Regions from separate parts of the Mus musculus genome. Here region 2 is linked to region 1. Evidence: chromatin loops called from intact Hi-C (ENCODE). Cell type or tissue: left cerebral cortex. All regions are shown on one strand. Each heading gives the region's core, and the rest is flanking DNA. Links, peaks and the distances in the headings are about the cores only.

What was found. A loop is a pair of places that touch in the nucleus more often than their neighbours do. Peaks named below come from ENCODE experiments on the same cell type or tissue, not always from the same donor. Only the 100,000 strongest peaks of a DNase experiment are listed, where the experiment ranks them.
Region 2: it touches region 1 in a loop (4-fold over the local background); 3 of 42 quality-filtered maps call a loop at or near these places.

What each region holds. Positions count from the first base shown.
Region 1 is chr5:36,832,872-36,848,694 of GRCm38, reverse strand. No RefSeq gene overlaps it. Among named protein-coding and RNA genes, the nearest start is that of Man2b2, 10 kb to the right of the region's middle. In left cerebral cortex, for the core only: a CTCF peak has its summit at 12,577 (motif pointing left); DNase peaks (open chromatin) are centred at 5,545, 6,807, 9,460 and 12,554; H3K27ac peaks cover 2,026 bases.
Region 2 is chr5:36,882,435-36,898,257 of GRCm38, reverse strand. All of the region lies in intron 1 of Ppp2r2c (protein phosphatase 2, regulatory subunit B, gamma), which reads right to left. Among named protein-coding and RNA genes, the nearest start is that of Ppp2r2cos, 13 kb to the right of the region's middle. In left cerebral cortex, for the core only: no CTCF peak of the experiment used is centred there; DNase peaks (open chromatin) are centred at 7,281, 9,115, 9,679, 10,275 and 6 more places; H3K4me3 peaks cover 242 bases; H3K27ac peaks cover 7,654 bases.

The DNA of each region.
Region 1 (15,823 bases), core at 5,138-13,137:
TCAAACAGCAATGGGAAAAGCACTTCCCTGTGCCTTCATCACCAAGGCAATCTCGCCATCCCAGGAGGGACCTTACTTACCATGCCGAGTTAGGAAGACGCCTGGTGTTGAAACAGGTATGCCAAACTTACTCTCCCTCCTCCTAGCCTTGGAAACACAAGTTGGACATCTCAGAACAGCGTAGACTCTACAAAGCAGGTGGGCAGGGAGGCCACTGGAAGTAGGACAGGAACTCAAATGGGAAGGTATGGTACTGGACACACTGGCTCCAGATGGTTCTGGATCAGGTGGGGTCCGCAGTCTACCTCTTCCCTCTGAGGCATCCGACACTGCTGCTGATAGCCAGGCCGTGAGTGTCGAGGCTGAGCGTGACGAGCAGGATCCTGGTCAGGCTGGGAATGAGTGCAGTGGAGTAGGAGGGGCTTCTCGGAGGATCTTAGTGGTGTGGTTTAGACAAAGGCCATCACTGATGATCTTCAGTGAAGCAGCTCTCTGAGGTGATCTTAGCTTGTTCATAGTTCTTTGTTGGAGGTGGATTTAAATGACCACACTTTATTCAGGGTAAACCAAGGGTTTTATGTTTTGGGGGAAGGGCATGAGCATATCCAGGGAAGGGAAAGTCATTGGCTGAAGGCTAAGACTACTGAGAGGCCTCATTAGCACTGAGAGGTAGCCCGGGTGCTGGGTAAGTGACTGACTGCTTGTGACCGCTGGGTTGGAGGTTACCCGGTTATGTGCTCTGAGGCAGGGAAAGAAACAGGGGGAACGTGAGCCCTACTCCTGCCAGTCTTGGGGTGAAATTCTAATCTCAACGTTGTAGATTTCTGGGGTTTGGACATGCTCAATCTTTTTTGGGGGGTGAAGGAGTCGAGACAGGGTTTCTCTGTATAGCCCAGGCTGTTCTGGAGCTCACTCTGTAGACCAGGCTGGTCTGGAACTTAGAAGTCCACCTGCCTCTGCCTCCCAAGTACTGGGATTAAAGGCGTGCGCCACCACCGCCTGGCTTGGACACGCTCAATCTTGTCCATTCTGTGCCAGTTCCTCTGGTGGCATGGTCCACGTGCCCTGCAGGAAGGAACGTGGAGGCAGGAGCTGATGCAGAGACCACGGTGGCGGGGGATGCTGCTTACACTTGCTCCTCATGGCTTGCTCACCCTGCTTTCCTATAGAATCCAGGACCACCAGTGCAGGGATGGCGCTGCCCACAGTGGGCTGGGTCGTGTCCACCACCCCGACCCCCGCTGTCAATCACTGGTTAAGAAAATGCCCTCCATGCTTACCTACAGCTGGAGCTTATGGAGGCATTTTCTCAGTAGAGGTTTCTTATTTTCAGATAACTCCAGCTTGTATCAAATTGACATAAGACTAGCCAGCACATGGTGCTAACCCCAAACCACTAATTCATCTCTCTCTCTCTTCCCACTCTGTCTCTCTCTGTCTCTGTCTCTGTCTCTGTCTCTCTCTCTCTCTCCCTGGATTGTTATTATTCGTTGCTTTTATTGAAAGTAGATTTTTCTTTTCTCACATAACATCCTGATTACAGTTTCCCCTCCCTATACTCCTCCCAGTTCTTCCCTACCTCCCCTCCTGTCTGGATCAACTCTTTTTTTTCTCTCTTATTAGAAAAGAACAGGCTTCTAAGAAATAATAATAAAATATAACAAAATAAAATATAACAAGACAAAGCAAAAATCATCGCACTGAAGTTGGACAAGACAAACCAACAAAAGGAAAAGAGCCCATGAGAAGGCACAAGAATCAGAGACCTGGGCTGGGCATGGTGGCGCATGCCTTTAATCCCAGCACTCCAGAGGCAGAGGTAGGCAGATTTCTAAGTTCGAGGCCAGCCTGGTCTACAGAGTGAGTTCCAGGACAACCAGGGCTACACAGAGAAACCCTGTCTCGAAAAACCAAAGAAAGAAAAAAGAAAGTTCATATGAGTTTTGCTCAGTTGATTTGGAGGCCCTTGTTTTCTTGGTATCCTCCATCACCCCTGGCTCTTACACTCTTGCTGCCTTCTTTCTCTTCTGCAGGGTTCCCTGTGCTCTGAGGGGAGGGACCTGATGGAGACACTGCCCTTCGGACTGAGTGTTCCAAGGTCTCACACTCCTGAGTGATGTCTAGCTGTGGTCTCTGGATTTGTTCCAAATCTGCTGCAGGAGGAAGCTTCTCTGATGATGGCTGAGCAAGGCACTGATCTATGAGTATAGCAGAATGTCTTTAGGAGTCATTTTATAGTTAATTCCTTTGTTAAAAGACCAGTAATATTTTGTCTTACCCTAGGTCCCTGGGCTATCTAGCCTCTGGCTCTTGGTCAACTTTCTTAATTGGGGTTCACTCTTCTCAGATGACTTTAGCTTGTGTCAAGTTGACATAAAAATACCCAGCCTCCTTGCAGAAGCCCATCCCCTCTAACCTCAGGCCCCTCCCCCATCCTCTCTATTGTCCTTCCCTTGGTCTTCATGATTCTAATGTGACCAGCCCACTCACAGCTGAAGGCCTCCACACACACCTCGCTTCTGCGTGGAAAGCTCCTCCCTATTTGCTGTGAGCTAACTTTGTCCCAGCTGGGTTTCCTGAGGCATTAGGTGGCACCTTCCCAGACTCCTACAGCTCTCCCCCAGTCCATCTAGCAGACTCATGCATGTGCTAACCTGCTCTGGATCCACGAACAGACATGCTCAAAGTAACGCTTCACTCAGCTCCTAGGCACTGCTGCTCCTTTGTGTAGCCTAAAAATTGTCCCTTAAAGTCAGCACCACACCCAGATACCTGAAGGCTCCCCATCACTGTAATCCCCACCTCAAGCATGAGCCACCACCAGCCTTCTTCTCCTTCACAGTACTTCAAACCACGACACACAGGAAGCTGCCTCCTCCCCCACAGGATGTGAGCTTCTGAGGTGAAAACTTGAGGATCCCCTCACTGCATCTCCAGACTGGGATTCAGAAGCTGGGATGACAGGGTGTTTTGTGGAGAGTCTTCAACAGGACAGAGGGGAGACAGGAAGACAGTCATCTAGACCTGTGCACTTCATCTATCCAGGGCTGTGGACTTAAACAGCATCATTTGGAAGGGATTCTGCCCCCATAGGACCCCACCTGGCCCCCCTCCCCCTAGAAGGAACACCCACCATCTTCCTAGAGGCTACAGTCTCCCAAACACGTGACCAGGAAGAAGGGGAGTGTGTGCTGGCTAGACTTATGTCCACTTGACATAAGTTCCAGTCAATTTGGAAGAAGGAACCCCAATTGAGCTATTTCCTCCATCAGATCAGCCCATGTGCAGGCCCGGGATGCCTTCCTTTTCTTGACTGATGATTGATGTGGGAGGCCCAGCTCACCTCTGTGATGAGTAGCGCCACCGCTGGGCTGGTGGTCCTGGATGCTACAAGAAAGCAGGCAGAGCAAGCTGATAAACAGTACCCATCCATGGCCTCTGCATCAGTTCCTGCCTCCAGGTTCCTGCTCTTTTTGAATCCTGCTCTGACTTCCTTTAATGGTGGACTATGATATGGAGCTGTGAGCACACGAAGCCCTTTCTCCCCTCAAGTTGGGCATGGTTGTGGTGTCTCATCACAGCTGTAGAAACTCCAGCTAAGACGAGGTGTGTTTCAGCCTCTGAAAAGGTGTGCTGGAAGCAAGCCTCTGCGCCCGCCCACCAATGACAAATAGCCTAAGGGCCTGCACAGCACACATTCTCAGGACACCCCAGGGTGAAAGTTTCAGAATCCCAGACACAGGATAAATTGCTCTAATTTAGGAAATCATCTCTAATTCTGCGGGGCCCTGGGGGAGCTGGGTTTAATGGTGACAAAAGCTGATGCTGGCAAAATGGCCACATTAACCACAGTCAACCACAGGCACGCACGCACATCCCTGCGTGTTGGGGGCAGACGTCAATAGAGAAGACGGCAGTGCTCTTCCCTGCTGCTCCCAGATGAGCAGGACTTGTCTATGCAACTCTGGAGGAGGAATAGTCGTTGCGAAGGAGGCTTTTTAAAGCTGGGATAGTGAGCTATAAATTATTCAGCGGTCCAGATGCTATTTTCTGACAAACGCTCAGACTCTGCGCCTCTTTTTGCACAGGGCCCAGAATGCTGGGCTTGGGCCTCTGTGCCTTGTCTGCCCAGGGGCTGCCATAAAATGTAATTGGCTGGTCCTGGGAACAGAGAAAGTAATTACCATGGGGCCTGGGAGCTTCTCTGAAAGTGACACAGTGGATGGGCAAGAGGTACACAAGCACATGAGCCCCATCTGTATCAGGAACACCAGCGTGGCCAAGTCTCATCTCTTCCTCTACCAAGGCTTACAAAGACCCCACCCCTGCCAAGAGTGATCCAGCCCTGTCCTCGGGTTTGGCTTAGGAATCAAGAGCTCCTACCCCTGAGCACTTAGGGCACATGTGTGCTCCTGCCATTAACCCTGTGACACTCGGTCATGTGTCCCTTCCCAGATATTGCTGGCACTGGCCTACATACTACAGATCCACAGTGGAGACGAAATGCTGTGATCATCCCCGGGAGGAAAGCTGGCCTACTCTAGAGTGGGAGAGTCAAGGCCCTGGTGGTATGGGACACTGAAGAGTCATGCGCTGGTCAGTGCTTTGGCCTCTTGATGCACCTGAGCCTTGGGAGATGTTGGGCTCTAGAGTGGAAGACACGCGGGATCCAGACCTCATCAAGCCATGACTGGTGGCTGTAAAGATGAGTGTTTGAGGCTCCAGAACTCAGCACAGGGACTGGCACAAAGTGGACCAGCAATCTCCTGATGAACAGAGAAATTCAGAATCAAGAATGCTAAGAGGGTGGGCCTAGGAAACGGGCACAGTGAATTTATTCAAGGGCTGCTACTGAAGACACAGATGCTCAAGGGTAAACCAAGCAGTGTCCTCCCTGGGGAGTCGAGGCACCTCATGGCTGGGGACTGTCTCATTGTTTTATATTGTACAGCTATGGCTGAGAAGAGACTCCATGACCAAGGCACCTTATAAATGAAAGTATTTCGTGGCTTGCCTACAGTGTCAGAGGGTGAGTCCATGACCGTCACGGCAGTAGGCAGGCACAGCACTGGAGCAGCAACTGAGAGCGAGCTTACACCTGATCCAAGCAGGAGGCACAGACAGACAGACAGACAGAGACTCAGTCTGGTGTGGGCTTTTGAAACCTCACCCAAAATGACATACTTCCTCCAACAAGGCCACGCCTCCTAATCCTTCCAAAACATTTCTGCCAACTGAAATATATATGCTCCTTTGAAGGCCATTCTCATTCAAACCACCATACTAGCTATGAAGAATAACGGGTGGCTAGGAGTCTGTGGTTTTACCTGTGAAGAGCCATTGTTAAGACTTAGAAAAGGTTATGTGGGCTCTAAACTGAGGCACAGAAGAACCTGTCCTACTTTCGTCTCTGTCCCTATGATAAAAACACCATGCCCATCACCACCACCCTCCAAAAATAAAGTTAGGGAAGGAAGGGTTTATTTAGCTCACAGTTTCAAGTTGCAGTTCCTTGTTGGGCAGGAACTTGTCAAGGCAGGAACGTCAGCTAGGCACCTCACACCCACAGTCCAGAGCAGAGAGAAATGAATACTCTCTTGCTTGTTTTTGAACAGCTAGTTTCCTCCTCTCTTACATAGTCTAGATCACCAAGTTAAGGGAATGGTGCCACCCCCAGTGGGCTGGGTCTTCCCATAACTGTTAACAATCAAGACAATCCATCACAGACATGCCCACCAGCCAACCAGATCTAGACAATTCATTGAGAGTCTCTTTCCTGGTGATTCTAGGCTATGGCAACTTGAACAATTAAAAACCAGCTATCACAGGCCTGAAGCCTGGAAGGGGGGAAGGGGAGGGAGTGAACAGAGGGCCATCTCTTGAGAGATGAGTCTGTATCTGCAAGTAGGCTGGCTACTGGCCTCAACAGAGAAGCTGAGTAGAGCAGCTAGATCCAGGCGGCTAGACCCAGATAGGCACTTTCTTTGTTGTGTTTTATAAAAGAGAAGGAATATGTTTGATGGATGTGCAGTCAGGTGTGGGGTGAGGGGGTGCCTCTGTGGGCCCACGCTGAGGTATACCTTCCCCCTGAGGGACCAGCCACAGTATGATATAGTATAGAATAGAGTTTATTCAGGGCATGGGGAGGGGAGTTGAGAGGGTAGTAAAGACAGAGAAAGGCAGAGAGAAAGAGAGAGTAGAAGAGTAGAGGCTGGCCATGAGCACGTGAAGAGGGGGGGAATAGGGAGAGAGGGAAAGGGACTAGAGGATGGAGTGAGAGCAAGAGAGAGAGAGCAGGGGACAAGCAGCTCCTTTTATACTGAGTCAGGCATACCTGGCTGTTGCCTGTGGGGCAGAGCTTAGACAGAACGCTAACACCCTTCCTGAAGGCTGAAAAGGATATGTCTTTCATGCATGAACATAAAGAGAGGTCAGACCTGAGGGTGGACCAGACAGAACCCACTTCTCAGGGAATCCTGCCATACCAGGGTTCCCAGCTGCATTCTGTCTGTGATGCAGCTTCAGACAAGAGGAATACAGAGTACCCCTTGGGAGCCCTGGAGTGGATGTTAGGGCAGGTAGGAAGGCCAGGAGGGCATTCCAACCCCTTTCTTCCTACTTTGACTTGGGGTCATGTCCCATATAGGAAGCCCCCTCCCTGAAGGTACCACCCACTAGCCTCTGGAATGAATTGCCTTGGTTAAAAAAAAAACAACTAAGGAAAATATTTCACAAATCCCTGGTGACAGTAAATTAAATCAACACTGGTTCTGAGACATGCTAAAAATATTCAAATACAGATGGGGTGTGGAAAACAGGCCTCTCAGACCAGGCAGCTTAGAAATATAAAAGCAGCCACATGAACAAGCCCTGGGTTTACTTTATGTAAGGAAAACCCTCCTTTTCCTGCTTTTCACATTTCTTTTCTGTCTTTTCAGGAAATGCAAAGCCTGTTATAACGGAATTATTCTTGTCCTATCTATCTAAGTAGCAGGTGGAAAATATCCTGCAATTAATCTTCTCGATTCTCTGAACCTATGATGGTAAGAGGTTTAATTTCATCTGCTGAATGAACCAAGTGGAAGGTTTGGTATTTTATCTAATTAAAGCAGTATTTATTGCAGGCTGGAGAGAGAACTCAGCAGTTAAGAGCACTTGCTGTTTTTTTGCCAAAGACTGGAGTTCAGTTCCCAGCACCCACAGCAGGCAACTCACAACCACTTGCATGGAATACCAGTTCCAAGCACAGTGGCGCTTTCTTCTGGCCTATTCAGGAACTAACTGCATGTTGGGGTCCAGGAACCACCTCATAAACCTAAACCCTCACCAATCTCAGTCAGACAAGGCCAGTTTGTTGGGCATACGCCCCAAGACTGACCTACCAGAGCCACAGTCCAGATTCAAGAACTGAACCGTGACCCCGAGTTAAGATCATACAGAGCTTTTCAAGCCTAAGATCTATAAACATCTGTGCCAAGTTTTTCCACCAATCAGGATTTAGGAGTAGGGGGATTTCCTTAGGAACGTGTCTTTGTTGTACACTTATCCTGCTCCCAATGGTTGGGGTATTCAACTGTGGCAGGGGACACGCCTTGTCTAATATCCATGTTTTAACTTGACAACCAGGATGTCAGTTACTCACATACATGCCTCTTTCTGCCAAGTAGGATGTCAGTTCCCAAGGAGGTCTTGGGAACTTAAACTTTACTCAACCATTACTCAAAATGGAAGTCTTATTTTAAATAGTTTCTTATATCTCGTATGTTTATAAGCTCCCAGGGGCAACTTATAAAAGCAAATATGCTAAAAGCTTATACACAGATGCAGGAAGTGCTGCTGGGTGGTTGGTTCAGGTTCAAGCTTACTGTGGGATTGCTATCTTGATCAGTTTCCAAGGGCACAAAGCATAACAGAATATGTAATCAACTTGGCATTAGGAAGTTTCCTAGTAACTGCAGAAACATGTGAGAAAGTGTCCTTATAATGGCAGGCTAGCCAGGTAACATTTTACCTAGGCCTTAATATTCTATCAAGGCCTTAACACTGCATACCTGTGGTATATACTCATATGACACACAGACACATAAATAAGAGATTAAAATCAATCTTTACTAAAGAAAAACAGACACATTTACCAGCCATCATGGTGGGCCAGGCCTACAATCTCAACTGTTTCAAGAGGCAGGAGGATCGAAAGTTCAAGGCTTGACTAGACAACTTAGTGAGACCTTGTCTCAAAAAGTAGCATAAAGGCTGGAAATACCTGACCACGTCTACAAAGATCTTAAGCCTAAAGTATGACTCACTTGTGGGTGTTAGGAGTGAGGCGGTGCAGCACCATTTGGGGGTGACACTGTTTAACCACAGCAGGGTGACATGCAGGTTGCATTGCTCAGGGACACCTCTAGAAGGAAGTGACAAAGTGTTATGGGTAGCATTCAGTCAGGCTGGAGGGGGCCTGCACTGTTGATCTGCAAAGACCCTGCACTCGGGGGCGGAGTGGATGTGACCTTAACTGAACAACTTGGCATGGCTCGGGGCGTGACGTGGCTCCTCTGGTAGGTTTTCTCAGGCATAACCTGAGATCCACAGCAGAACTCATCCCTGATTGCTGGCTATGAGTAAAGTCAGTGCTGCTAGGGAAGTCACAGGGGTGCCTCTAAGGTGTGAGAAACAAAGTGGATTGTGCCAAGAAACCTGGCTGGGGCCACTCTAAGCTAACACGTATTAACCTGCTGCCTGTTATGGAGGAGTGGGTACTTGTGACTATGTCTTTATATTGGAAAACAGTGAACGGGTTGAACTACGTCTCTCACATCTGCAGGGTGGAGCCTGTTTTGCTCTGGGCCTTTCCGGCATGTGAGAGCAATCCTCAGCACACTCTGGTCTGCATCTGCAGCACAGCTGTCTAGCGCTGTGGTCGAGCGGCCCTTCTCTGTGACTCTTTATCTAAGGTCTCTGGCCCTGGCTTACTTTCACGACCTCATCTTTACTAATCACACCTTCAGTGACTCACTTCAAAACAAGTTCAAAGCCCTGAGGCCTGGGGATTCAGGACTATGACAATGCACCTTTAGAGGACACAATCTGTAGTATATCAGTACTGGGGACATTGCTCTGGCAGGTAACCCTTTAACTCCCTAGTGTGTTGCCAGTTACCTCCTGGTCCCAGCACCCCCCCCCCACACACACACACCATCCAGAGCTCTGTCCTCAAGAACCCAGGACCTGGGAGTGTCTCTTGACTCTGTGGTCTGTGAAGAGGATAATTACAAGGATGTCTTGTCAGAAAGCAGAGCACATCACAAATCCCTATTGAGTCTCTTCTAGCCCTCAGCATCCCTTCCAAGTGGAGACAGATACCCCACTTGTAGATGAGCTGACTGCATCTCAGAGTCAGGCTTCTATCCCTGCCAGGGATGGGACCCAGCCCAGTTTGGCTCCCAGCCCAGCCTACCATCCATCTGTCTGTCTCTTCAGGTGTGAGTAACACCCCAGACCTCAGCTCTAAGAAATCGCACTGCCAGGCGCATGCTGTCTGTCCTAGTTTTCTTTCTGTTGCTATGACAAGACACTGTGGAGGAAGAAAAAAGCCCAGCTTGGATAGGAGAGGGCTTGTTTGACTTACAGGTCATAGTTCATCACCAAAGGATGCCAGGGCAGAAATTCATGGCAGGAGTTTGAACCAACACCATGGAGGAATGCTGTTCACTGGCTCTCTGCCTCTGTATTGGCCAGATATTTATCCTATACAGCATAATACCATCTACCTAAAGATGGATCCCCTGACTCGGGCTAGACTCTCCCCACATCAATTAGCAAGAAAATCTCCCACCAACCAAAATGATAGAAGCAATATCTCACTTGAGACTCTCCCCACATGGGCCTTCAGGGCCAACTTGCACCATGGCAAACATGGCAATCAAAGAATATAGATGGTAAAGCATCAGGCACATTGCCTTCTGTAGTGGTCCCCCGTCTCTAGAGAGGTTGTTGACAAGTCATTTAAGAAAGCTCTATCAAGGCATTTGGCAGACCTGCCCAGAGTCTTGTTATTAAAGAAAACTGACTCTCCCTCTCCCAGAAACAATCAAATAAACGCCAATGACTCCTCAGCCAGTGGTGGGATTTCATGCTCACCTTCCTAGCAATACTCCACACTGGGACTTCCATCTGGCTTGAGCTTGCTCAACATTAGATGCATAGGGAGGGGAAGGCAGAGAGGGTGGCTATGGGAGGAGTTGGGGGAGGCAAACATGGTTAAAATTAATTGTATAAATTCTCAAAGAATTACTAAAAGTATGGTTTAAAAAATCACTGCCCAGAGCTAATGAAATGGCTCGGTGGGTAAAGTGCTTGTCACTAAGCCCGATGGCCTGAGTTTGATTCCTGGCACTCACATGGTGGAAGGAGAGAACAGACTGCAGCAAGTTGTCTTCTGACCTCCACCTGCATATTGGGGTGTGTGCATGAACACACACAGACACACACACGCAGACACACACACACACACAAAACTATGTAAATACAATTAAGAAAAATAACAGTAGAGCCTTATTACAATGAACTCCAATGTCCAAAAACTGTTCTTATTTTGTGTTTGTACCATAGTAAGAGCCAAGATTTTAAGCTCTACTAAAAACAAAACAAACAAAAAGACTTTATCTATTTATGTTCATTAAAAACCTAATAGTGATATATTATCTCAAAATATCATACAGTTAATATATTTTGAGTTATTTAAAATTTATATTGAGAAAAATGTATGTATTTTCAGTATTGCTGTAGACAAGCATCTACATAAGACAGTTCAATTGATTGTTTTATATCAAACAACTTTTATAATGCTCATTTTTATTGTTGTAATATTTTATAAATTTTAAAGAATATGATAAAAACAAAAGGTATGGCAGGTATTTAAAGGGGATCTCTGGGAGGAGTTGGGGAACAAAAGGGAAAGAAGAATGTGATGTAAGTCTATTTACTCAATATATGTTTTTAAATGTTAACAAATTCAGATAAATTGAAATCATGTATCTTTTTTCACCATAATGCAATAAAATTTAAATTAAAACAATTACTGCACAGTAGCTGGAGAGATGGTTCAGTTGTTAAGAGCACTGGCTGTTCTCATAGAGGAGCTGGGTTCCATTCCCAGCACCCGCAAGGTAACTCACAATTATCTGCAATTCCAGTTCCAGGGGACCTGACACCCTCACACAGACACATCAGCAGGCAAAAAGCCAGTATAAAGTAAAAATTAACCCATTTTTAAAAAGAAAAATCACTGTCCCAAACCTTCACAAAGTCAGGCAGGATTCTTTAACCTGGGCCTATCTTTTTATGAGAGCAGAGAGCAAGCATTCGTAAGAGAGGCTGTGGGGAGGACGGGGGCCCTGAATCTCTTCCCAGGTGAATGCTCACTCGATGATTCCAGACCAGGCTCTGCACCTCATGCTCCTGGTTTCTCTGGTGGAAACTGAACTTTCTATTGTGGGCCAGCCAGGGCTGCTGCAACAGTTAACTCAATCTTGAGAGCCCAAGTTTCTTCTACTGCAGCAGAACACAACGATTCCTGGCGTGTTTCCATCTGGAGATCACCATATCCAATAAGGTAAAGAAGTCAAATCCAAGTGACTGGACACACAGCCACTGCTGACCACTGCAGAACACAATAGTTAGAGGTTGTCTCAGAAGACTAAAGGGGTAGAGACTGGAGTCTCAGCAGCACAGATTCAGCTGGTGGCTAAAAAATTAGGTCCCTGTGGAAGATGATAGCTGCTGTTGCTGACTTAGCATCAGGTAAGTTCACAGGCCACAGTAGTCAGAGCTGTGCAGCCCCACCTTTGCAAATCCTGCTAGGCCTATCCATGCAGAAGCAGAGATCAAGAGAGTGGTCCTACTTCACTTACAGTCAGTGGGAGGTCAGAGGTGACAGGATTAGCAGGCATCACCTCTCCTGATGTCACACACATGAGAGAATATCCCTGAAAGACTCTTAACACAAAGGACATGCTCAGTACACACCAGCCATGGTCACAGGACCATAAATGACTGAACAGAGTGATTACCCCATGCTACACCCCCTCAGTGAGGGTCACAAGAATGGCTTAAAAGTGGTTATCTTGGAGCTGGAGAGATGGCTCAGAGGTTAAGAGCACAAGCTGATCTTCTGGAAGACCAGTTGCCCAGCATCCGAATGCACATACTTGCATACAGACCCACACACATAATGAAAAACAAAAAAGTAAGGGGGCCCACCTTACAGATTATAAAATCAAGACTCAGAGTAATACTGTAACTAGTCTAGAGCTACAGAGCTGGTGAATGCAGGTTCCAGCCAAAACTCCCAAGGTGCCTGTCACTAAGCATTTCAGTGTCCCTTCATACCTCTGTAGTTCAAAAGTCGGAGATGCTTGATAATGTAAGATTGTATATCTATTGTGCTTAAGCATGTGTTTTCAAAGGGAGAGAAAAGGATGAAGGCCTCAAGTGCTGATGGATTTCTAAGGCTCTCCACGAGTGGCCAAGATTTCAGCACCAAGAACAGCGACTGTCTAGGTCGCAGCGCCCTCTGGTGGCATGCAGAGAACAGGCTGTTACATGGACTGTTCAAAATTGAAGAACAAGCTAAAAGTAGAAAAGGGAAAGAGAGGGATGGTGGAGAAAGAGAAACAGACAATGGTGCTAGGAACAAGCATAAAGACGTCTAAAGGCACCCAAATGCTCAAGTTCATCAGAGATCTTTGTGGAGAGGCTCTTGTGCAAACCAAACTTGCGTTTACAAATTGGACAAAGCCTTATCCCCGTTGTCCCCACCAGAGGACCAATGAGGACCTCCTCATTGGTTCTCTATGATGGCCAGCTTTAATTGTTGACTCAGCACAACTTATAATCATCTGGAAAGAGTCCCAGGGAGGAATCATCTGCATGGAATCACTCTGCAGAGATTGTCTTAATTAAATTAATTGAGATGGAAGACCCACTATGGGTGGCACCATTCCCTAGGCAAGGGGTCTTGAGATGTATAAGAGTAGAAAAATGGAGCAGAGCACAAGCAAGCAAGCCAGCCAGCAAGCATGCATGAATGCATGCATTCACTCTCCACCCTTAACTGTGAGCCCCTGTTGCTTGGCTAAACCCATTTTCTTTAAGTGGCTTTGTGTCTAATATCTTTATCACAGCAACAGAAGCAAAACTATGAAATCCTTCAAGTACATGGATCACTATGGTGACCCTGAAATGCTTTCTTTGCCTGTCCCATCTCCCTCCTCCCTATTTCTCCTCAGGTCCCTAAGAGTCAGCAAGCCTCTCTAAAACTGTGGCTCTTTGTACATAGCTACAACACTGCTGCCCCTCTAATAAGCAAAAATAGCTCCTTGCTCTCTCCACCTCTAGTGGATGAGCCAGCAAATTATGGGTGTTCACAAGGAACAGTTTGGGAAACTTACCTCATCTATATAAAGTATTCTTGCCATAAGACCAAGGCTGGGCCTCAATGTAATAAAACTCCTAGCAGACTCAGTATTACAAAATGCAGAGAAGACTAATGGGCATGCTCATGACACCACAGGAAGGATCTGTCCAGAAGGCAGGGGTCTCTGTGTCTGCAGTAGGGGTTCACTCCATGTACCAAAGGTTTGTCTTTCTAACCAGTGGTGGAGAAACATCTCACATCCACAGAAAGAAATACAAAATCACTTGCATCTCTCTCATCTCACAAAGAAAGTTGTACAAAGGAGATCATAAGCGTAAATGTAAACTCTCTGGAAGGGTGCCAAGTAGAATCATAGTAGAAACTAGTGGGATGGCAGGTGTGGTCACATGAATTCTAAGGGGACAACAGGAGGCCCTGTGTGCCCTCCAGCTAACTGGGACTAGAATGTGTGGCCTTCAGCCTTGAGGCTGCTGTGCATTCTCACCAAGGATGTGCCACATAGCAGGACCTGGACCAGAGGTGTTTGACCCACCCCGACAGCTGTAACTTGCACATCTCACAAGATAAGATCCTAGGCAGATGCTGGGAGAAACACACTATGGTAGCACTGCAAACCTGCGTGCTTTGAAAAGGTGACAAAGTAGGCTCCCGTCGTGCAAAAACTCCTTACCTGATAGTTCTGGGTGTCAGAAATCAGAAATTAGTGGACTTGTTAATCCCAAAGAGGAGAGGAAAAAGACCACCAACCCAAGTCATCACGGCCAAATTAATTCAAGCAAGCAACTAACTAAAGCAAGCTTTTTAAAAAATTAGATATTTTCTTTATTTACATTTCAAATGCTATCCCGAAAATTACCTATACCCTCCCCCCACCCTGCTCCCCTACCCACTCACTCCTACTTCTTGGCCCTGGCAGTTCCCCTGTACTGGGGCATATAAAGTTTGCAAGACTAAGGGGCCTCTCTTCCCAATGATGACCGACTAGGCCATCCTCTGCTCCATATAAAGCAAGCTTTTTTATTTGTGTACATGGGCTGCCTCACCCTAAGGTGAGGTTGAGAGGTCAGCACTGGATGTGAGGAAGACGGGGCTTTTATAGCTCAGGAGTAGGAGGTTTCTAAATACAGGATTTGGTGGGCACAATAGGTGGGGTTGTGAGAGCAGAACACATGCATTGCCAGCCAATTCCTTCTGAGACAAAGACATGGTTGCAAGGTGGACGTAGCATGGTAGTCATGCTCATATCAAGGTAGTCATAGGTGGTCACATAACATTTTGAAACAAAGGTTTGCAAGATGATTATAAATAACTTTTTGAAATGAAGGCATGATTAGCATTCCTGTAACAGGCAGTACAGAATCATTTGTAGTTAAGGTTACAGGTAGGGCATAGCCCAATCCTAAAGAAACGGTGGTTTATTCATAAACAGGAAGGAGCCTAGTTTGTCTTTACTATAAGATGGCTTTTAAGCCTAAGATGGAGGCAGGCTGGCTCTTTGCAGTCCCAGATCCCAGAGTGGTATGTGTAGGTCATTCCCATTGGGGTCTTGTGCAGCTGGGTCTCCCCACCTTCCAGACCCTCAAGGCTGTCACTCACCATGGCCTTGGCTCCTTCTCAGCCTCCTGAAGCCAGCAATGACCTGTTTAACTTTGGAGACTCTTCCTTCCTCTCTTACTCATACCAGGTACGTCACTGTTGCTGGAATAAAGTGACATGACAAAAAGCAACTTGAAAAAGAAAGTGTTTGATTGGCTCATGGTTCCAGAGAGGAGAGTGTCCATCATAGCTGGGGAGGTTTGGCAACAGGAGCATGACGATGGCCTGGCATCAAACAGAGCGGCCGCATTTCATCCACACTCATGAAGCACACATACACTCACACACTCACACACACATAAACACACACTCACAGACACACACAAACACACATTCAGAGAGGGGGAAGAGAGAGAGAGAGAGAGAGAGAAAGAGAGAGAGAGAGAGAGAGAGAGAGAGAGAGAGAGAATAGGAAGCGGGTCAGGTTATAAACCTCACAGTCCTCCCTGGATAATGTACTTCCCCCGGCAAGGCTGGCTTCCCCTCCTGAAGGTTCCGTAACCTTCCCAAACAGCACCAATGGCAATGGGTACCACATATTCCAATACATGAGCTGTTTGGTGCCGTTTCTCTTTGAAACTGCAGCAGACACTCATCAGCATCCCATGAGACTGGATTTTGTTGTCCTTCCTTGAAATGGGGGCTCCTGGAAGTGAAAACTATTAGGAAAAGTTTCACCTCAGGATCCCAAGACCATGTTCTCAGAACCAAGGAGATGTGTTTGCCTCAGAGAGACAGAGGGCACAGAATAGAAAAACACAAGAGATAGAGGAGGGGGGAGGAGGGGAA
Region 2 (15,823 bases), core at 2,685-10,684, 52 kb before region 1:
GGACCGCACGCAGCTCCAGGGATGTGGAAAGAGCCCAAGAAAATGCCACCTGTTGCTGTTTTGCCTTGCCCATTTCTAGAAAAGGCCAGAATACAAAAGCATGGCATCTCTCCCTTTGAGACGCAGGCAGAAGAGGCAGTTTTAAGGAATGGCAAATGCAGCCCAGAGAACGTGCTCCGCCTGACCCCGCTGGCGCTGCTCTGCTAAGATCAGCAGAAATGACTAATTACTCCACTCTGCAGCACATGAAGATAAAGAATTGTAGTTATCATCAACACAGGGTGTGTGCGCCCATAGAATTGGCCAGCTTTGCCGCTAGTAGTGGGCACTGACTCGTGGCACTACATTCAGATGGTGATGATTTTAGTTCCTAATGCTTTAAATAAGTCACAGATTAAAATAAATTAGAAGTCTAACCTCAGCATGGCTCAATAGCTCATATCCATCCCAGAAAGGCAAGGCGGAGGGACCATCCTCTGATGCTCTTCTGACCTAGGGGAAAGTGAACTGGGCTGGTGAGGGACTTTAGTCACCAGCTCAGGGACAGGCCCTGGGGCAGCTCTACTCCCCTATCTCAGAAGGCCCATGAGTCCTATTGCCCTCCTACCTCCGGGACACCTTGACTCACTCCTATGTCTGGAGAGATCTTCCTAACCTGAAAATGTGACATCATATTCTGGTTGGTATTATTTTTAAATTTCCAAAATAGAGCTTCTTGTATCCCAGTCTAGCCAAAGATGACCTTGAACTTCTTATCCTCCTGCCTCCACCTCCCAACTTCTGGGATTACAGGGTGCTCCATTATGCCCAGTTTATGCAGTGCGGAGGGTCTGGCTCAGGGCCTCCCACATGGGATACAAGCACTCTATCAGCTGAGTTAATTCTCCAGTCCCAAGAGGAGGTTGTGCCCTCAGGATGAAGTCCAAAGGGCGTGAGCGAGGCTCCTGGAGCTTCCTTTGCAAACTTCTGCACAGAAGCCACCATCTCATGTCCTTACGTTTCACCCATCCACCCACCACTCTTCACCACTGTTCCCATGTGCAAGAATACGAACCTCTGAAGCCCAGCTCAAGGCCAGTTTCCAGGAGACATACCGGTGTTCTCCTGCTCCTCTGCTTGCTTCCCAGGTCTTCCAAGTTTCCATGCTCCACTTTCCCACCATCGCCTTGTCCATTGAAACTGCCTTCCCCCAACAGCAGGCTCAATGAGGATGCCCTGGGCCTGCTATGGTTTAAATGTGTCTTTAAAGTTTGCCCAGGGGAAACTTATTCTCCTGAGCAACAGAGGTGGGAGGTGACTGGCCAAAGAGCTCAGCCCTCAGGAATGGACTAATGTCACTACGGGGCTGAGGTTCCAAGAATAAGCTTGCTGTTAAAGCTTGTCCTCTCTTGCTGAATCACACTCTAAGTGCTTTTGCCTTCAACTGGGAGATGGTACAACACATGACTCCTCTTCAGGCACTGGCTTTCAATCCCAGACTTCCCAGTCTCCCAAACTATGAGAAAATAAGCCCCTCTCCTTGTCATTTCCCAGCCTAAGGTACTGTTGAAACACTCATAATAGACTAAAAGACCTGTGTATTCCTGGGACTCATAAAACAAGATGCAGGACACGACAGGTGAGCAGATGTTCCATGAGCATCCCAGAAAGTTTTTACCCTGTCAGGGCATGGAAGGGAAAGAAAGTGAAAACTCATGTTCCTAATGGCCAATAATTTGTAGGATGGATGTGGGGGCTCAGCAGAGGCTCACTCAGGGAGACCGCAGCCCCCACCCCCAGCACAGTTCAGGATCTCTCAGTAATAGGGTAGACTGGATATAGCTAGTTCTGTAACCTTGTGGGGAGAACACCACCCAGGTGAGATGATCCTGGGGCTGTCCATGGTGCTGATGCCCAAGCTGGGCCTCACATTCCCTCCTTTCTGCCTCATTCTCCTAGACCTGTGCTCAACTGTCTTTATTCCTAGACCTGACCATATCTCTCCCAGCATCTGGGCTGAGCCCCCTGGAGCAGACTATGGACTAAAAGGGCTGTGGGAAAGTGGGGCCAGAGCCAGAAGACAGCCAAGCAGCGTAGCAGCAGCATATCGCAGGAAGGATGACCTGGGTTTAGCTCTGTGTGAGCATCTCAGAGCAACCCAGCCAGGAGCCTGGGACCTGGGCTGCATAACCACTGTTTCTGGCAGCCAACCAGAAGATATGAACTCCCAAGATTCCTGGTTGTCAAGTACACAAGCAGCATGAGCTCCCGCAGCCCAAGGTCAGCCCTACGGCATGACTGGTACAGGCTCTGGAGGAGAAAGCATTAATGGGACCCCAGGGGGATCTTCGCAGCGGCTGATGACATCAGCTGTAGCCATGACCCATTTCCTCCCTTTGAGTCCTTCCCTACACTGCAAACAGAGACTTTCCCACCTAACGCCCATCTCTTGCTTCTCAGCTCAAAGCCCTGGCAGACTCCACCCCTCCCACCCCCTGATTCCCACTGCAGGGATCTGAGGCCCTCTGCCTGCTCTGTATGTAGCCCACACCACTCCACTGTGATTGCAGCCTCGCCTTATCACATTTGCACATGTACCATATCTGCACGCTTATCATATCTGCATGCTCATCATATTTGCATGTTCATCATATTTATACACTCGTCATATCGCACACTTATATTTGCATGCTCATATTTGCATAGACATCATTTTTTCACACTTATATTTGAACACTTACTATTTTACCTTCACCTCTGCTCATGCTGTGACCCTCCCTGTTGTGCCATCTGGCTGATGGGTCCCCTGTCACCTTTTTCTCAGTATGCCCAGGACTCTGCCATCTCCATTCTGCACCTCAAGCCTCTTTCCTCTTTTCACTAAATACTGCCCCAATGAGTATCAAGGGGGATATAAATACATACATACACACACACACACACACACACACACACACACACACACACACAGATCGGTGGAAGGAGAGAGGCTGGTGACAGCTATGCCCATGCAAAGCTTATTCTGCTCACTTATATGCTTGGGCAGGAACTACCCAGTCTCCATCCATGACACGGCTACAAATCCTCCTGGTACTCCTGGCATCAGAATCAAATGTCTGGTGGTGGCAGCACTCTACCTACCAAAGCTCTCTTCCTGCCTGTGTACCTCTGTGTACCAGAGGCTACAAAGGATGTAGCTGACTACTGGACAGACTAGAACAAATCCAGTTTGAGCCAGAGTCTAGAAGAGAAGAGAGAACAGAACACAGGGCAGGGGAGGACAGGACAAAATAAGGATAGGAGAGGAAAGAAGAAGTGAGGGGAGAAGGCAGAGGGCCAGGGTACCAGCCGGCTGTGGTCACACGGTCCTCAAACCACCCAGCCACGCCTGCCACATTCTGATGTGACTCAGAGACTACCAGTAGCTTGGGGACCCTGCACTTCAAGGAGGCTAACAGACTGTGTCTCACATGCCACCTCCTGCACAGGTTTCCAGCACCTGGCCTATGCTCCCGCCATCTGCCCCTAGCAGAAGGTCTCCCCACCCCCAGGCTACAGACAGCCCTCCTCCTTAGGGCTGGGGGGCATCTTTTTGCCTACTCTAAACAGAGGACAGACTAGCTTCCCAACAGCCTATTTGGAAATGGTGGAATCCACAGGGAAGGGGATCTGTCCTCAGTCAACTGCTCCAGCCCAGGGGCCACCAGTCTATGAACCCCAGAAGACCATGGGCTCGGCAGCTCAGCTTAGTCCAAGGCCCTACTGTGTACACAAAGCAGGAGGAGATAGTGACGATGACGATGGAGGAGGGAGAGGACGATGACAATGACGATAACTCTGGTGACTACCAAGGCACCAGGAGAAGCTCACTGCTACGTGGCTTCCTGTGAATTAATCCTGTTACTTTCCCAGCAGGCCTAGCACGGAGGCACAATTCTGCTAACCACAGAGAAATAAAAGTGGGCCCAGAAACGTCAGGCGACTCCCTGTGGCCACATGGCTAGGCTGAGCCATGGAGCTTGGAGTGCGGGTTCCCTGCCTCCGGAGTCTGTGCTCTCTAGCTCCGTGTGGAGCCACTGCAGCTTCCAGGAGGCTGTGCTCTGCATGCTTTCTGAAGGAGCCACCCAAGAGAGGTGCCTGTGGTCTCTCCTCACGGCTGAGGAGATCCAGGGTCCAAGAGCTCACAACCTGCTCTATGCCACACAATGGACTTGACCCTTTTCCCCCACCCCCCAGTGTCCTAGAAAGCAGAGTTCCCCAGTTTCTAACTTCATGAAACCTCTCTTCCCTCTGTTCTCTTCCCCCCACTTTCCTTTCTCTCCTCACTCCCCTGAACCCCATCATCACAAGGCTCTCGCCTGCCTTCCCGACAACCTGCCTCTTCTCTGATGTTGCATCGACTTCTCCCTTCCCCCAACTTTATCAGGAGAGTTTTGTGCATTTTTTTTTAAAGAGCAAAGGGTACTTTAGGATACATACAGGGCTGTAGGGACCCAGACTGTCTGTCTGACCATAATAAAGCAGGGTACAGTCTAGACTTCCAGACAAGGCCCAAAGACACGGAGCCTGAGATCACAGCCCTCAGCTGGAACCACAGGAGCCCAGGTTCCAAGAAGCCCCGTGTTCCAGTGCCACCTCTGCCACCCCCAGGCTGTGTGACCGTCACCAGTCGTTGAGCCACTCTAGGCTTTCTGTTCCTGGTCTGTTTAAGTATGGGCTGTGATGAGGCTCTAGAAGATGCTGGGTGTTTTGGCAAATGTCTTCCCTCCCCACCCTGCCCCCAGGAGTCCTACCAGACCATCTGGTCTACGGGCTTCAAACAGATGGCTCTTGGTGCAGCTTCACCCAGCCCACGCCGCTGAGGCGGCAAGCATAGCAACTCATCCTGGTCACGCACTTAACTGCTTGTAGCCTTCTCCCAATGACAAGGCCTGGGACTCCAGGCTGGTCCAAAGACCCGATAAGAAAAGTGAGCAGGTCCCCAAGTCAGAGGCAGTCTCCACAGAAGACAGCAGGGTGTGTGGGAAGAGACCCTTCCTTCCACCTGTGTAGCCATGCCCTACCAAGTCTCACCCAGAGCATCTGAGCTTTTGACTCCCTTGGTTACAAAGACAGAAAGACTGACATTTAAGGAGATGACATAGCTTCCCCCAGTACTCTCAGGAGACCTACCCAGGCCCAGATGCTAGGCTTCTGAAGTTTGGGAGAATTATCACACACACAAACACACACACACACACACACACACACACACACACACACACACTTTCCTATACCCTGCTATGCCAAGGACAAGACTTCTGCATTTTGAAATCTGCAAAGATGACCTCTGCTCCTCACTTCTTTACAATGGAGGAAGCTGTATGCAAAGAAGGCAGAGCTATGCCCTCTCCCAGCACACACACATACACCCTGCAGGTCTATCTTGCCTATCTTCCACGGTGTGCATGGATTCTCCCTGGGTACCAGCTTAGATGGGAACTATGCCCTAAACAAAGAAGCAGTCCTAACAGGCTACTTCTGGGAACACCTTCACCTCCATTACTATTGGGATCCGGTGCATCCCAAACCCCTCTCTATGCCTCTCAAGGGGGACTCCTGACCATCTCTCTGCAATAGCTAGGAATGTTCCAGATAGTCGTGGGTAAGACAGGATCTGCTGGAGGCACTTGTATACATGTATTAGCAACCATGCACCCAATTCCTCCAACCAGAAACACGAGGGAGGCCACAAACTAAGGACACCATGTCAAACGGGTTTCAGTCCGCTACCTGCTAATCAAATCCTCAGAGTGGTCTAAAAAAAACCTCATTGCATCAGACAGAGTCATTGTGTCTCTCAGCCTTTCATCCATCAGGCCCCAGAACCAGAGGCAGAAGGATTTCTGGGCCCTGATCTATATGGCCTCAATCTATGTCTCATAGTTTTAGATGCCTATAGTGCCTCCTCTCTAAGGAGCCCGAGGGCCAGTGTCTCATGTACTTCTGGGCACTGGTTCAGTTCTGCTGGCTAAGTGCCACCAGACAGATCACTGACGCTCTCTGTGCTTTGTTTTTCTTGCCTGTAGAAGTCAGTAACAATGGTTATCTATCCTTAGAGCACACTGAAGTTTAAAACCAAGCACCCAGAGCACTGCCTGGTCCTCAGGAAACATCTAATACATATGAGTTAAAATCCTGAGACACCAGAAGTCAGAGGCTCTCCTCCAGCATTCTCACCACACCCTACCCACACTCCCCCTCACAGATTCCCGACACCAGATGTCACTGGCTTAGAAATGTTCCAGGCCCTCTTCCTCAGCTCCTACCCCAAGGTGGCCCAGCCGCTAGACCACAGTAGTGGGCAGTGAACCCTCAGAGACACTGGGCTGAAGCCAAGCTCTCAGCTTACATTCTAGCTCAGCCTTTTTCCAGGCATAAACTGGTACCTCTCTCAACCCTAAAGTCCCTTCAACTTTTGAAAGAACACCATTTGTCTCTCAGGTCCAGCAGAAGCAGCAGAGACACCCAGAGCTCAGAAGCCTACCGTTCATAAAGGAATAGAAGGGTCCCACTATATAGGCTCCACCTGTTGGGCACTCCCCTGTGTCTATCACTTCCTGAGTGGCTTCCCTGCCTCCTAGACTTTTTCACCTGTGCTGTCCACCCAGGATTGAGGAGACAGACAACAGTGTAGCCAGGCAGAGGAGGCGCCAACTGGAATAAGTGAGGCTCACATTGTTTCTGCAGAACTTTCCTGGGGCAAAGCTTTCCAGGAGCTAAAACTAACACTGCTGCTAGAAATGGTGAGAGAGATGAAGGGGTTCTGGGAATTATCTAGTCCATGGTGAGGAAGAGATCCCGAGAGGAACAAAGGCTCAAAATACAGAGCTCTAGGGGGCGGGAGAGATGGTTCAGCAGTTAAGAGCACTGACTGCTCTTCTGAAGGTCCTGAGTTCAAATCCCAGCACCCACATGGTGGCTCATGAGATCTCCTCTTCTGGAGTGTCTGAAGACAGCTACAGTGTACTTACATAAAATAAATAAATCTTTAAAAAAAATACAGAGTTCTAGGCAAAAGCCCCAGTTTAAGCGTGGCTGAAGAAAGAAGAGATTGGCAGGTGCAGCTCGACTTTGGGGGTGCCTGAGGAGCCAGGGAAGCCTAGGTGATACAGCACAATGTAGGGAGCACCCTCCCTCAGCCTCTGCAGACCCCACTGTCAAAGCAGGTCCTTTGCACACTCTGGTTGGACAAGCTGTCACTACAACCAATTCCCTATCTGTGGCTGAGAGGAGCCGCCCACTCCCCGTTTCCATGGGGATCCCCTTGAAATAACCCCGCAGCAGTGGCTGCTATTCTTCCCTGCCTGGGAAGAAGGCGAGGAGGTGCCAGGAGAAAGAGAAGGGAAGGAGGCAGAGCTCACCCGGGACACTGCGGAGACTGAGCCCCCGCCCCGACCCAATCATAGGTACTTGAGTCCCCACACAACTCAGCTCCCAAAGGCTTCCTAAGGGGGTGGCATAAGGCCGCAGAGAGGCCTAACCTTTATTTCTCCCCACCTTATAGATGAGGGGGACTGTTTCCTTAACAATTTAATGGAAAACAGGACATTGATCACCACACCAGGGATCCCCACCTTTCTCTGGGGAGAGGCCTCATGAGGGCCAGCAAGGCCTATTTGCAGAGCCTCCTTCCAAGAAGCAGTGCAACCTTGACCAATCTCTCAGAGACTTAGGTATCTAACATCAGGCCCAATAATTGAAGTGCTACATGCCTGCAGCTCAGAGTCACAGGCTCCTCACTGGTAGAAAGAGCAGAGATGCAACTTCCCAACTGTCCTGTAGTGCCGTGCAGAGAGCCCCTGACACTCAGACACACCCTGGAAGAGGGCCTGGCTTCTCCTTCTTCCATACCTTCACTCATTCCTTTCTTTCTTTTTCTTTTTTCCCCCATTTTAAATATATATATATATATTTTTTTTTTAATTTTTATATACATTTGGTGTTTGGCCTACATGTATGTCTGTGTGAGGATACCTGATCCTCTGGAACTAGAATTACAGACAGTTGTGAGCTACCATGTGTGTGCTGAGAATTGAGCCAGGGTTCTCTGGCAGAGCAGTCAATGCTCCTAACCACTGAGCTCTCTAGCCCCTCCCTTCTTTTTTTAAATAAACAATTCCTCAACTCTATAATCCATGGTAACTTGGAACTCATGCCAATCCTCCTGCCTCAGCCTCCCAAGTACTGGGACTGCAGACATGAGCCACCCTGCCTACCTGTCTGAAGGCTTTCCCAGGCCTGCCGGGTTACTGAGGAAGAAAACCATGGTTACCACAGAAACATTTGTTTTTCTGTATTACTTCTTTTTTTCAGAAACATTTTTTTACAACATTTTTTTTTTTACAGAAAGTATTTACTGAGATTTTTGTGCAAAGCCCCCCCCCCATCCATTTTCTGGGAATGTCCTCCACACACACACTAGGATTCAAAAGTCACTTACTGAACATTAAGATTAAGGGACTAAGAGGTCACATGACCTGGGGCCAGGCCACAGCCCAAGTGTTCTGACACTTGTTCACTAAACAGAGTGCCAAGGGCAAGCCACATGCACTGAGCTCAGGCTGGGCTCTCAGGAAGACTCTGGTGAGAAGCCACACACACCAGCCTCCCTTTCCCTTCGGCAGGAAAGGCTATGTGCAGAGAGAGTATGGGGTCTCTACAGTTCCCTCTAATCCAACCACTCCAACCCACTCAGGAGGCATGCAGTGACCCACCAAGGCCAGGAGCACCACAGGAAACACAGAGAAAGCAGAGAGCCTGCTGAAACCCACCAGTGGGTGAAACCCACCACAGGCTCCCAGAGGAGGCTGTGACTCACTAGGGCAAGAGAGGATGGAAGGAGCGCTGCCCACAGCCTTGAGACCAGGGACTTCTCTTCAAGGCTTCCCTCAACTCTCCACAAGCCAGACGTGCATTCCCAGGATCCCCTAATTCTCTTTTATTTCGTCGTCGCCTAATTCTCTTTTATTCCATCGTCGCCTGTCCTAGATAGCTTTGGGAACGGAGGCATCCAGAAGTAACAAAATTGGCACGGGGAGCTGCTGGATGCGGTAGGAATCCCATCTGTGGAGCAGTCAATCAGAGTGAGCCTCTTAGAGTCCTTCCACTACCGCCATGGGCTGTGCAGCCCTGAGCCATACCTGAACCCAAATGGAATCATCAGCTCTTATCTTGTGGGTGGGAGTTTGAGCATCCATAGTGGATGTCTATAGGATTAGGATCTGGCCAGCATCCAAAACCAATTCCTCGTGGACACACAAGACACTGGTTTCTGCCCCCCACCCCTTCCTCGGCATTTCCAGTTTTAACCCAAACACAGGATCTCACTCCACTTAGCATTAAGTGTCTACCTCATTCTTCATCTGAGTTGCAAAGACACAACGCTGTGGCTCAGCCTCACTGACAAAGCTAGCCGAGGGCTAGAAGGAAGCGCCAGATGATACACCCAGCAGGTCAGCGTAGGGGATTCCGGCCTTCCATGGCCAGCAGAACCACTAGATCTGCCAAGCAAATAATAGAGGGAGGAGACACCTCCCCCTCCGCAAAAGCCTGTGACCAGCATGACCCACACACAAGGAGGCCACCTAGAGCCTCGGAGGTAGGAGGCCAATCCATTTCTGAGCTAGGGACTCCCCTCCTCCTGTTTCTTTCCTTGGAAATGACAGTTCTGCACTTGGTGGCGGGCAGCATCTGGAGTCCAGGCCCTGCCAGCCTGTTACCATGATGCCAGGCTCCTCACCCAAATCCTATGTCCCTCCCTCATCTAAAAGGCATGGTGACTTTGGGACTCTCTTGGAGCTGGTCTCCCTGCTCTTTTTCTCTAACCTAACACCAGTCTCCTGCTTTACCACAGCAGACCTAGATCCTCTTTTAGGAAACCCTGACCTGACCTGACTGGGACTTCCCACCCCCTAGCCTGGGCAGCTTAGACTGTGGGAGCCTCTCACCACTGAGCCAGAGCTGACCACTCACCCAGCCAGTGTGCTTGGTAACTTTTCAGGACACAGACCTTGTCCATTATATCTGTGACCTCCTCCCTTCAAAGCCCCTGATGTGTAATGTGCTCTTACTACTCTGCATATCATCAGGACAAACCCATGCCCTATCCGTAATGGCTGAGCCTCAGACACTGCTCCTAAAAAGTCTTTCTGTTCACCCCTAGACAACCCCCATGCCAGATAATGCCACCTTTTTATAGGAACCAATTCCAAGGGACACGGTGCCATGGTATACTCATTCCCTTCTGTGGCTTGCACGTCTGTGTAATTCCTTCTGTTTCGGTGGGGGTGGCAGCAGGCAGGGTCTCCTTGGCCGCTCTGAGCAGCCTGGAGGAGGCTGGGGTGATAAATCTGGCCAAGTCAGGCTGAAGCAGAAGGTGCTGGCCTGCAGATAGGTTTTTATAGCCTCCTGCTTACAGAGACAACACATAATTAATCCCCAGTCTCCCAGGTTGGAGTGGCCAGGGAGGCGGGAGGACAAAGGAAAAGCATGGGGTGGACCAGCCCCCTCCCCTTCCTTCCTCTCCCCTCCCCTAGAGCTCTGAAGGGCTATACTGGATTGTTGGGACTCTATGGATGCTATCCTGATGTCACCAGTTCCTGTCTGAGTTTGCCACCTCCCCTGGGGAGGAGCTGAGATATGTGTATTAGGGCAGATGAGCTACTGACTGGAGTCCATGCTTTGGAGGGTGGCTGGCCACCTGAGAACACTGTTGCTCCGGACCCTCTGCACAGCTGCACTCCCCGCAGCTGCACCCCGGCTGGCTGCAGGGGGAGGCGGGTAACACAGAGGCTTTCTTGCCTAGACATGCTGCAGAGCATGGCTGGAGTAAGTGTGGCCCTCTGCCATAGTCCCACCACCCACCAAAATGACCAGTGTGGAGTGAAAATTCTCTTATCATCAGCACGTAATCTCTGTGTGATCTTGGAGGGACCCCAAAAGGACATTCTAGTCACTGATTTTAGACCCAAAGATGATATGGGGATGCTGGGAGTGGCCAAGACAGGTCACATGTGCGCTGGCCCGGAACACTGATTAGGGGAAACCCCAGAGTGGCCTGAGAGCCTCCCAGATGCACCGTCATGCATGATGCACAAACATCAGGGACAAGTGTGGGTAGCGGGACAAGCAGAGAGCCTGGCGTTAAGACCAGGAACTAGTCCCATGCAAGCCTGTCCCAGCTTCCCCTCTTGGCTTGGAGAGACCAGGGCAGGTCCACAGAGCAGGGAATGGCTCCTGCAGCTCCTTGGAAGGAACCTAGTGCACTATGCCAGCCCCGGGCCCACAAGGGTTGGAGCAGTGTCCAATAAAGCTGCCTCTAAGATGCTGACAGGCTTGCTGCTGGGAAGGTCAGCGTGTCCTTCCTGGCACCAACACAGCCAGGCAGAAAGGCCAGCCCGCTCACCTGTTCCCATTCTGCATTCTCCCACACAAGGCCACCCTAGCCTCGCAAGGCCAGGACAGTCTCACCTTGATCACTTTTGTCTGAGGACTACCAAACAGGCATGCAAGGGGTGGAGGGGGTACGGGGGGGGGGGGGGTTTGTGTATCTGAAACAGCCACAGGACTCAGGCTGCCTCCTGCCAAGTCTACCCTCCACTCACCTGCCTTGTTCTGCATTTTAAAGAGTAAGGGATGTTGTCAGTTTCCTTGAACAGGGATGGGGAGGGGAAGGTCTGCACTTCTTCTGCCTGGGCAGGAAGATGAATGTGTGCAGCAGGAACCTGTCCAAGGTCAGGCAGGGCTAAGCACCACCCAGGCCATCTGGGGGCAGACTGCAGGCACCAAGAGTCGTTAGCTCCATCTCTGAGCCCACCTGTTCTTGTTCTTGCACACAAGCTGGCCTCTACCCCATGCCTCAAGTATAGCGCCCTCCAACCAGGGCTAACCTGCATCTTGCTCCAGGTAAATGACAGGGAAGCACATGACTTCTGAGAAAGTCAGGGAAGGCCCTGTAGCCTTGACCTGGAAAAGCCAGCTACCGCCTTAGGAATCCAACCTCCCCTAAAGATACATGCAAGAGATGGGATCCTGGCCTTACGGACACCATCATTACTACCACCACCATTATAGAGAGGCACAGCAGGTACCCTTCAGAACAGCGGTTCTCAACCTGTGAGTTTCAACCCCCAGGAGTTGAAATATCAAATGTCCTGCATATCAGATATGTACATTATGAGTCATCACAGTAGCAAAATGATAGTTATGAAGTAGCAACAAAGTAAGTAGATGATTGAGGGTCACAATGTAAGGAATGTATTGAAGGGTCGCAGCATTAGGAAGACTGAGAACAAGTGCTTCAGAGAGAAGACTGGCTCAGCCTCACCTTGCTCAACCCCAGAACCGGGAAGAAAACTAAAGTGCTTGCTGCCTGCCTCACTAAATGGCGTCACACAGTCCTAAAACTGGCAGCTCTTGAAGGGAGACAGGTGTGTGCAGCAAAGCCTCCCTCAGGCCTCTGAGTGTCAGTCAAGCCACCCCATAGCTCCCACAGGGCTTACCAAGTTCTGCCCACACCATAGGCCTGGTTTTCTGCAACAGAGATTGTGAAACGGGACAGCTTTGCTCACGGTTACTCTTAACTAATTTGCTACAAAGACAAATTAGCTCCTCTGTGTATGGGCAAGTTAGTTACACCCTAATTCACCAAGGGCACAGCCCCAGCCCCACCTCAGAAGACAAAGTGAGCATGAACCACAGGGCCCACGTAGCAGAACTAAGAGTTGATCCTTTTTTGATCAAGCAGAGAAACCTTGAGAGGTGCGCAGCTAGGTTCTCTAGGTAACTCCTACAGTAGTTGTTAAAAAGGCCTACCCAGAAATATACCCAGAACAAGATCTTGTGGCCAGTGAAGTTTAGCTTGGCAGGCAACATGATGTTCAATTTTATTCAAGCCCTCATAAAGAACACCCAACACTTTTAAAAAGACTCGAAATTCCTAGAGTGGCAACATCAAGATAGCCTGGGATGCAGGCCAACAGACCTTCCCATGATGCTCAGCATAGCCCACAATGCTCAGCAGCAATTAATCTAAGACAGCAAAAGCTGGATAAGAGGGCTTCAAAGGCAGGGGAGAGGCTGTCTCCATCAGTGACAGTTAAATCTGGTCAAACTGATAGGATTCCAAATCACCAGGGAAGCATTCTTGCATGTGGCTGTGTATTCCACAGAGGTCTAGCAGACTGGGGGGGGGGGGGGGGGACACAACTCCGCCCTGAATGTGGGTGGTCCCATCCCACACTAAAGCGAGAGGAGAAATTGAGCTGAGTTCCAGCATTCTTCTCTCTCCACTTCCAGACCTTACACACCACTTGACCAGCCGCCTCTCTACAACCTCTAACTGTAAGCCCAAATAAACCCTTGCTTAAGTTGCTTTTCTCAGATACTTAGTCACAGCCAAAAGTAACAACTACACCACCCTCCTCTGCAGCATCCAACTTCCCAGCCCCGGGCCTCCTGTTTGACAAGAATCAGGCCAGGCAGTTCAGCCTTTCTTCTCCCCCACATCCAGGGTTCCCACTGACTAGCACAGATCGGCATTCCACATCCTTTCCACCACCAGCTCTGACCACCTCACTGTGACTTTCTGGCCTCTTGCAAGAAGCATCCATCCCAGCCCTCTAGGATCCACCATGCCTGCCTAGAACCTCCAAGACCAACTAGCAATGGCTCCACAACACTGAATATACCAGGTGATCCTGACCACTGAGTCTCACTAACTGTGCTGCCACTCTCCTGCCTGCAAATCCGCCACCACCACCTCCCTTCTGCCCTGCCACACAACTGCTTCAAGGCCATCTCAAAGCCTGGGTACCTCTGAATACTCCTCCGTTCCAGGCTTTGTTCCACTGTACCCCATCATTCTAGATCAGGACCATCTGCTTCATCTCTTTGTCTCCACGGGCCCTGTGGGGCAGCACTGCATAATATTCCTTCCTTTTGTACCCCACCCCCCACAAACCTACCACAGGCAACATTAACGTGTAAGTACTGAATGCATAATTATCTCTACTTGATGAAATAGTATATAGCCAATAAAACTGTTTACTATAAGTACATAATAATAGGGGAATGTTTCCAGTGTGTTTAAATATTTTAAAAGAAACAAAACTGTTATAATCTGAAGGGGGCTTAAAAGGAAATACATGAAATGCCTAACAATGTTTCTAGTGGTGGTGGAATCAGGGATATTATGTATCCCCCCCCCCCCCATCACACACACACACACACACACACACACACACACACACCTTTTTCTATTTTCTATATCTTCAAGCCTTTCTGTAGTAAGATAAATTACAGAGAAGTACAATAAAACCTTCCGGCTGAAGCACCTTACTGGGCACCGCCACGCCCAGCCTGACAGTGTGGGGCACAGGATGACGGATGCTCTCATGGCTTCCATAAAGAGCCTAACCTCTCCTCAGGGCTATGAAATATTCACGGTGTTTTTACCATCTTCCTCCTGGAGAGCTGGCATAGGAACAGCTACTGCTCAGTTCACCCCATCGAGGCCACTCCACGCCAGATGGGCCCAATGTGCACAGGCTAGGCTGGGGAGGGGTGGGGGACGGGGTAGGGGGATATGCCCACAAGAACATCAAGGAGGGACAGCGGAGTTGCTGTCAGAGCCGGGCCCGTGGGCCACATCCGTTCACAGCAAGGAGGTTGGATGTGTGACCCTCTTGAACTGCAGCTTTTGGTGAGAAGTCACTGCCTTTGTTGGGGGGAATAAAACACTAGCGAGGTCTCGCCCTAGAAGGGCAGTTGCTGCACTTCCAACACCAGCCTCCTCGCTTCACACAGCATCTGGGGAAGTACCAGGGGTGGCCCAGGCTAACTTAGCTCAAAGTCATTTCAGCAATCACGGAGGCAGTTTACAATCACCCTGTGACCTTTAAACAAGATGTTACAAGCTCTCTTCCTGATTGTTACAAATGTACAGGGAAATGAATAAGTAAGCTGCTATTTATTAAGGACACTGTAATTAGGGGCAGGTGGATGGAGGCCCAGAAAGGTCTCTCTCTCTCTGTAATCCAGGCTGGCCTTGTGCTCATAGCAATCTTCCTGCCTCAGGCTCTAGATGAAACTGAGATGGCAGGTGTGAGCCACCAGCTTAGCTTCTTTTCCTGTTCTTAGGACAGGACATCCTGACAAAGTGCCGCTTGAGGGTTTATTCGGCTTCACGGTCAAAGGTGCAGGTCAGGGCAGCGGGAACTCCAGCTGGTCACAGCACAGACAAGCCCAAGAAACCGAGCAATGACTACTCCCTAGGGCTGGCCAGCTTTTTCCATCTCTTACAGTCCAGGATGCCCTCGGGGAACAGCCCCACAGTTCAGAGGTTGTTCCTACAACACTTACCACAATCATGATAGTCTCCTACCAATGCTCAAAGGCCCTTCTCTCAGGTAGTGCTAGATTCTGTCAAACAGACAACATCAGCTGTTATCCCAGCCCCACGCCTGGCTCAGACACTGGAATTGAAAGTACAGTGAATTCTGAGGAGTCATGTGTTTTCTTCCCTTGGCTAGGACAGTGGTCCAAGCCACACTGGCTTCTACTTGCTGGGGTCTGGGCAGTTGAAGCTGAGGAAAAGATCTTCCGTGCCTTGGAGAGCCCTTTCAAAATCTACAGCAGTGGGAGGCTTCATCCTTGGCTTTCCACTTCATGGGGTACCTGCAAGTTTCTAAAGCTGGGTGTGGTGGGGTTCCATGGAAGTATCCTAACTAGCCTGGGATGCCCCAGGCCCTGGATGTGAGAGTTTCTTCAACACAGAGTGTTTCCCGAGCCTTGATTCCTTGAG